Linked DNA regions of Mus musculus: all the other regions are linked to region 3. A link is a loop called in an ENCODE intact Hi-C map of the cell type or tissue named here. Cell type or tissue: gastrocnemius. All regions are shown on one strand.

Region 1 (2,500 bases), 320 kb after region 3:
CTCTTTCTCAGGGGATGAGGGGGGTCTCTAGTTTCTTAGGAGCTATCCATTTTTTATTTATTTATTTATTTATTTTATTATTTTTTTTTTTTTTGGTTTTTCGAGACAGGGTTTCTCTGTGTAGCCCTGGCTGTCCTGGAACTCACTCTATAGACCAGGCTGGCCTTAAACTCAGAAATCCACCTGCCTCTGCCTCCCAAGTGCTGGGATTAGAGGAGTGGGCCACCACTACCTGGCCCACATTATCTTTAAGACAGGGTCTCTCACTGTCCTGGATCTCACTGAGTAGGCTGGTTGGGTAGCTAGTGACCCACCCCACCCCCACCCCGGGGGTCCCCCCTCCCTACCTCCCCACAGCACAGCACGGGGCTTGCAAGTTTGCGCCACCATGACTGGCTTGTTAAAAACAAACAAACAAACCACGGGTTCTGGGGATTTAACTTAGGTCCTTTACAGACTGAGCTATCTCCCAAGCAGATGTACACACACACACACACACACACACACACACTCACACACACTCACACACACTGACACACTCTTCCTTCCTCCCTTTCTCTCTTTCTTCTCCCTCCCCTTCTTCTGTTTCTTTAACATGTGAGAAGAAATCAAAGCCTAGGATCATTTAGGGGAATTTTCACTTTGGATCCTCTTTCTGTCTCCTAGACTGTCTTTGGGTAGTATCCCAGTCATGGGCCTGCTGGCCTAAGGTCTTTTCTTTCTTTCTCTCTTCCTTCCTTCCTTCCTTCCTTCCTTCCTTCCTTCCTTCCTTCCTTTCTTGCTCTTTCTTTCTTTCTTTCTTTCTTTCTTTCTTTCTTTCTTTCTTTCTTTCCTTCCTTCCTTCCTTCCTTCCTTCCTTCCTTCCTTCCTTCTTTCTTTCTTTCTTTCTTTCTTTCTTTCTTTCTTTCTTTTTTTCTTTCTTCCTTTCTTTTCCCTGCCCTGATCCCTCTCCACACTATTGACCTGGCTCACAGTAACCTGAGACAACTAGAAACCACTCTTTTCTGAGCCTCTCTAGCTTAGCTGCTGCCAGAGATCTAAGGTTGCAAAATTGTATCTGCTCCCCCCCCCCTCCGCCCCCAAGCAGCAATTAGGCAATTGACAAGCTCGGTGGCCATTTGTACCTTCTGAACAGCGTGCAAATGGCTGATGGTGGGTACTATGTAACAACAGCACATGTTCATCCCTGACCGTTAGCGCTTTCCAGAAACCAGACGACGGGCCAAAGACCATGCTGATGCCCTCGGAGTCAGCAAAGGGAGAGATGGCGCACGGTGCAGCCACCCCCTGGGAGCATGAGCAGCAGTATTTCTAAGATTAATCTGTTGGCAGCTGGTAAGTAGGTGAGTTCCCTGCAGCCTTTGAAAGCAGAGGGGATTGATTCGCAAACGACCGCCCACGCTTCCGGGCAAACATGAGTCCGTGGCGCCATCTTCTGGCAGAAATGACCTCAAGGAGTGGCTGAGGACAACAACAGACATTTTATTGGAGGTGTCAGAAGATTCTGAGCTAGGAGAAATCACAGGACTGGTTTTGATCTGGCCCTTTGGGCGCAGACGGGAGTCAGGGGTAGAGCAGAGATAGAAACTCAGCGGATGAACCGATTGACACCCGTTGATTCTTTCAGCTGAGCCCAGCCAAGCACAGTATATGCTCATACCCTCCATGTGAAAAGTGAAATCAGACAGGCTCAAGAGATGGCTAATTACATGTCCCAGTGGCCTTTCATACACACAAATGACACTTGTAACAGAAACTCAACCTAGGCTCCACAGTGTCTGGGAAAATACCGCCACTCTACCCTGCTCCTGTCTCCAGAGCTCCTGAATGGTCACAGGCCCAGTTATTTGGAGAGAGGACCGCGGAGGGGGCCCCCAGAGAGCAGGGGCATGGAGCCCTAAGAAGGCAAGTGGCTCACAAGCAGTCAGTCAGTAAACAACATTCACCAGACACTTTGTTCTCGAGTTTTTCTCACAAATGCCAGACCAGTGTCTTATTTGGAAAAAATAACTCCTTTGTTATGAAACACAGTGGGGGAGACACTTATTAAGTATAATAGATTGGGCTGGTGAGGGGGCTCAGGGAGTAAGGCTGTTTGACTCCAAGCATGGACCTGGATTTGATCCTAACGAACCACAGACTTCTGAAAGTTGTCCTCTGCCCCCACACACATGCCATGGCACATGCGTGCACACACACAGAGAGAAGTAGAATACACATATATGCCTGCATAGTAGATTACCACAGAAGGGGACACAGGCATCATTTCCCAAGCATCTCTCTCTTGTATACTTGTAACATGCCTGCCACATGTTACACTATTACATATAAATACATTATCCTCTCCGGGTCCTAACCCAGTGGGAGGAGGTCCAGAAATCTCACTCAGAGACTGCTTACCTTTTTTTGGTTTTGTTTGTTTGTTTGTTTTGCTTTGTTGTTTTGTTTTGTTTTCGAGACAGAGTTTCTCGATGTAACAGTCCTGGCTGTCCTGGAAATT
Region 2 (2,500 bases), 120 kb after region 3:
AGCACTTTTGAGGATCAAGAGTGAAAGGCCATTCTCTACATACTAAGTTCCAGGACAGTCTAGGCTACATGAGATCCTGTCTCAAAAATAAATAAAACACTAAAAGTACAAACAAATCAATCAGCTGGGCCTGGTGGTACATGTCGATAATCCCGGGTATAGGGAGGCTAAGGCACAGAACAGCAAACTTAAGGCCTGTTCAATGTTAGCCAATGTTAGGCAATTTAGACCCGCACTATAAGTTATATTGGTAAATTGTCATGTGCTATTTGCACGTATTGAGAGCTGACTCAAGCATGTTTATTTCAAGATCTCCCAAAACTCCACATCCTAGGTCAGGTTCTCTAACGGAGAGAAAGGAAAATAGCTAAGTGCTGAGGCTGTGATTAAAAACATCGCACCCAGGCTGGTGAGTTGGCTCAGCGTGTAAGAGCACCTGACTGATCTTCTGAAGGTCCTGAGTTCAAATCCCAGCAACCACATGGTGGCTCACAACCATCTGTAAGGAGATCTGACTCCCTCTTCTGGAGTGTCTGAAGACAGCTACAGTATACTAAATATAATTAATTAATTAATTAAACAAAACAAAACAAAACATCGCACCCCTGAGAATGACTGGGTCTCAGGGTGAGCCATTCCCAGCAGAGCAGAGGTTACTACTGTTTATCACACAGCATAAAAAGGCCTGCAGTGGGTACATGAAGCAAAGTCTATGCTCTGTCTAGACACCTCTCAGTCAGGACGCCCAGTGTGACTCTCTCAGTGGAACTCCCCGTCACTGCTGCAGGATGTTGTCAGTGCCAGAGGCGATGATGTTTTACTATGCTTCACTTCCTGTCTGCTACTTGCTGATTGGTCTTTCACTTTGGCTCCCTCTTTGGAGACAGGAAGGAAGCCCGGCAACTGTAGAGCATCCTCTACACAGAACAAATCAAAAGGGAAAAGGGACCACACACAGCACAGCGCTTACCTCCAAAGGCAGAAGGGCTTAGCATCAACTTCTGGGGGCGGGGACTGAGTGCAGAACCAGCGCCTCACACTGGCTGAGCAGAGGCTTTACCATTAGGCTAAGTGCTAAGTCCTAGAGCATCCTTTAAACCAATAAAGAAGGCCTAGCAAAGGTAGGCCCGGGGCCCCACCCCACCCCCCTGCCCTGTGGATCGTGAACATGCTAGGTTCTATAACACACTTTTCAGACATCAGTAGTTTATTGTTTTAGTAGTCTAAGCACATTCCAAATGGAAACTCAAAAAGAAAAATTAGGAAATACTTCATGAATTTTTGTGTCATCCTTGCACAGGGACCATGATGCTCTTCTCTGCATCATTCCAATTTTAGCATGCGTGCTGCTGAAGTGAGCACACATTTCTCTCATTTGGTAACCTTGCCTGGAATTCGCCTGGCCTTGATCTAAGTGATCCTCTTCCTTCAACCCCTTGATGAGCCACTATAGCTGACTCTTCATGATAATCTTAAAGATATATATATAGATACACATATACATATATATATATACATATACATATATATATGGGTGTGTGTATTATGTGCATTGGTGTTTTACTTGCATGTATATCTACAGGAGGGCGTCAGATCTTGGAGTTACAGATGGTTGTGAGCCACCATGTGGGTGCTGGGAATTGAATCTGGGTCCACTGGAGGAGCAGTCAGTGCTCTTAACAGCTGATCCATCTCTCCTGCCTCAAAGCACTATATTTTTAAATGAAGTAAATACATAAACATATACACAACACACCCAAACAGAGAAATATACGTACCTTAGAAGAGTCCTCGATGGCCTTGTGTAGGTTTTTTAATTTGAGGTGGCAAGCAGCCCGATTCAAATACAATAATGGGATCTTACAGTTCAGTCGTATGGCTAAATTATATGCATCAACCGCTGCCAAATAGTTTTCTGTTGCAAACAATTTGCTAATGAGACAAAAAGAAAGGGCCAATTTAACATTGAAGCAGACATGAAAAAATAACATTGAGCCTACTTGGCACTTAGAGAGATGGTTCACCATCTGCCTTGTTTATTTCCTGTCAGATGGAGACCGCCTACTGCACAGACTCCAGCTTTCCACATACACCAAGCAAGGACCTTGAGTAGGGCAGATCCTCCCACCCAAAGGCTGCCCTCATTGGTTTAATGCAGCAGGTGTATGCCTATCTTTCTTGATAAAGGAATTTATTTAGGGATAGGAAAGGGGCTTAAACTGGCCTGAATGAAGCCGGTGACTTGGGCCTCAAGTTGGAGTGTGAAAAGCTGGTAAAACTTCTCCCCCTGCTGGATATGGAGGAGGAAAGCACACAGCACAAACGCTGCTGCTCGTTGGTAACCATGGGGAAACTGGTGCGGAGAACAGAAACAGCAACAGGAGGGAACAGCTCTTCATGACGTGAGGAAGCTGCTATGAGCGAGCAAGACACCCGTGTCGGTGTACCGTCAACACACACACAGCCAACACCAACCAGCCTGGTGGTGCAGACCTGTAAT
Region 3 (2,500 bases):
TTTAACTAGGTAACTCAAATGGGTTTGGGATTTTCTATGTAGTCAAGGTAGCCTCAAATTCACAGTCCTCCTGCTTCAGCCTGTCCAGTATTCCGACTGCAGATGTGCACCACCCCTCTCAGCTTACCGTGTTATGCTTTTGTTTGTTTGCTTGTTAGTTTGTGTTAAACGCACTTGGGAAGCCGAGACTTGCGTATGCAAAGTGCCAGGCTGGCCTGGACCGCAGAACCATCTGACAGGAGCCTGCTTCAAAACCAAAAGCAACAACAGACTCTGGATTGGTCACAGAGCCCCACACGATATCAGCCGCAGGCCGATCTCTGTGAATTCCAGGCCAGCCTGGTCTATGTTCGTGAATTCTAGGAGAGTCAGTACTGAACAGTCAGGAAACAGCAAGTATTCTAAGCTGTAGAGCAAGCACTGTGCTCCCCACATAGCTCTGGAGCCTTCTTATCCGTGAAAAGGAGCAGTAACTGGAGGTCATGGTGCTAAGGGCCTGAGACAGACACAGGTACAACACTTAACACAGACAGTCAGGGCTGGAGAGATGGCTCAGTGGTTAAGAACACTGACTGCTCTTCCAGAGGTTCTGAGTTCAATTCCCAGCAACCACATAGTGGTTCACAACCATCTGTAATGGGATCCAATGCCCTCTCTTCTGGTATGTCTGAAGACAGCTACAGTGTACTCATAAATAAAATAAATACATACATCTTTTTTTGTTTGGTTGGTTGGTTGGTTTTTTGGAGACAGGGTTTCTCTGTATAGCCCTGGCTGTCCTGGAACTCACTTTGTAGACCAGGCTGGCCTCAAACTCAGAAATCTGCCTGCCTCTGTCTCCCTAGTGCTGGGATTAAAGGTGTGTGCCACCACGCCCAGCTCATACATCTTTAAAAAACAAAACAAAACAAACAAACAAACAAACAAACAAAATAGGCACAGTCAGACATGGAGAGGCTTTTCTTAGTAACAGCATTCTTTCTGGATGTGGTGGTGCATGCCTGCAGTCCCAGCATGCCAGAGGCACCAGTTCTGCACATTCCAGAGCAGCTTGGTCTTTTGGTTTGGCTTGGTTTTCAAGACAGAACTTCTCTGTGTAGCCCTCCTGACTGTCCTGAACTCATTCTGTAGACCAGGCTGGCCTTGAACTCAGAGACCCTCCTGCTTCTGCCTCAGGAGTGCTGGGATTAAAGGTGTGTCTGATGCTTATGTTTTCTTTTCCAAATTCTTATCTGAGAACAAGTCCAGGTACCTGAACATAAATTCAAAAGGACCATTACTTTCACCATAGAAAGCTGGTACTATCCCTTATGTACACAAGATGGCGCTAAAGCAGCATTGCCAGGGAGAGCTCTTGCTAGAGGTATGAAAAATGGTTGGTTGATATAGCCACCTAACAAATGGCCACTTAATAGTTACTTGGGAGTTCCTGGAGACAACAAATATTTTGATGTGTTTTTAAAAGGGTGGGTGGTGATGGCACATGCCTTTAATCTCATCATTCAGGAGGCAGGGGCAGGCAGATCTCTGAGTTTGTATCAGGCTGGTCAACAGAGTGAGTTCCAAATAGTCAAGGGCTAAAAAGAGAAAACCTGTCTCGAAAAACAACAACAACAACAACAACAAATTCATCACGGGCTGGTGAGATGGCTCAGCAGTTAAGAGCACTGACTGCTCTTCCAGACATCCTGAATTTAATTCCCAGCAACCACATGGTAGCTTACAACCATCTGTAATGGGATCCAATGCACTTTTCTGGTGTGTCTGAAGATAGCTGCAGTGTACTCATATAAATAAAAAATAAATTAATTTTAAAAATTACTTCTATTATTTACTTATTGACAAAACTGGAACCTTAACACCAAGTTGCCAGGGATTAAGCGATGGCTCAGAGGTTGAGTGTGCCTTACTGTCCTTGCAGAGGATCCATGTTCAGTTCTCAGCACCGGTATCGGGCACTCACAACTGTAACTCCAGCTCCAGAGAGACATAATGCCTCTGATATCTATGGTGGACCTTCTGGGTAGTTGCATCTATACAAACATAGTTTAAACAAAATTTTTTTTTTTTTTTTTTTGGTTTTTTGAGACAGGGTTTCTCTGTATAGCCCTGGCTGTCCTGGAACTCATTCTGTAGACCAGGCTGGCCTCGTACTCAGAAATCCACCTGCCTCTGCCTCCCAACTGTGTGTGTGTGTATATATATATATACATACACACACACATATATACATATATTCATATATTCACTAAGAAAGCACTTGTCTGGCATGTGCAAGGCCTAGAGTTCAGCCCCCAGCACTGTAGAAGTCGTCAGAATGACAATGATGATCTCTAGAGAGTTTTGTCAAATGTGTCTAGGCATTTGGCTTACATGTGGATCCAGAATTGATGGCGAGTCTTGCTGGACGCTGCGTCCTTGAAGTGGCTTCCAGGAGTCAGTCTTGTGTGTTTGGTTGTAGCTTACTTATGTTGTTTCAATGTATGCACAATAATACATT

What was found. Peaks named below come from ENCODE experiments on the same cell type or tissue, not always from the same donor. Only the 100,000 strongest peaks of a DNase experiment are listed, where the experiment ranks them.
Region 1: a loop joins it to region 3, with 7 times the contacts of the local background. A loop is called at or near these places in 14 of 42 quality-filtered maps.
Region 2: a loop joins it to region 3, with 6 times the contacts of the local background. A loop is called at or near these places in 30 of 42 quality-filtered maps.

Annotation. Positions count from the first base shown.
Region 1 is chr9:72,765,800-72,768,299 of GRCm38, reverse strand. No RefSeq gene overlaps it. Among named protein-coding and RNA genes, the nearest start is that of Gm27204, 12 kb to the left of the region's middle. In gastrocnemius, a CTCF peak has its summit at 1,434 (motif pointing left); a DNase peak (open chromatin) is centred at 1,418; H3K4me3 peaks cover 534 bases; H3K27ac peaks cover 222 bases.
Region 2 is chr9:72,968,464-72,970,963 of GRCm38, reverse strand. Dnaaf4 (dynein axonemal assembly factor 4) reads right to left here. Exons shown (of 9, transcript NM_026314.3): 7 at 1,779-1,932. Gm23567 (a small nuclear RNA gene) reads right to left here and starts at 1,362; the gene lies at 1,256-1,362. In gastrocnemius, CTCF peaks have their summits at 1,037 and 2,297 (motif pointing left); a DNase peak (open chromatin) is centred at 2,295; H3K4me3 peaks cover 168 bases; H3K27ac peaks cover 132 bases.
Region 3 is chr9:73,090,777-73,093,276 of GRCm38, reverse strand. The region is part of intron 5 of Rab27a (RAB27A, member RAS oncogene family); the gene reads right to left. Among named protein-coding and RNA genes, the nearest start is that of Khdc3, 10 kb to the left of the region's middle. In gastrocnemius, no CTCF peak of the experiment used is centred here; a DNase peak (open chromatin) is centred at 1,322.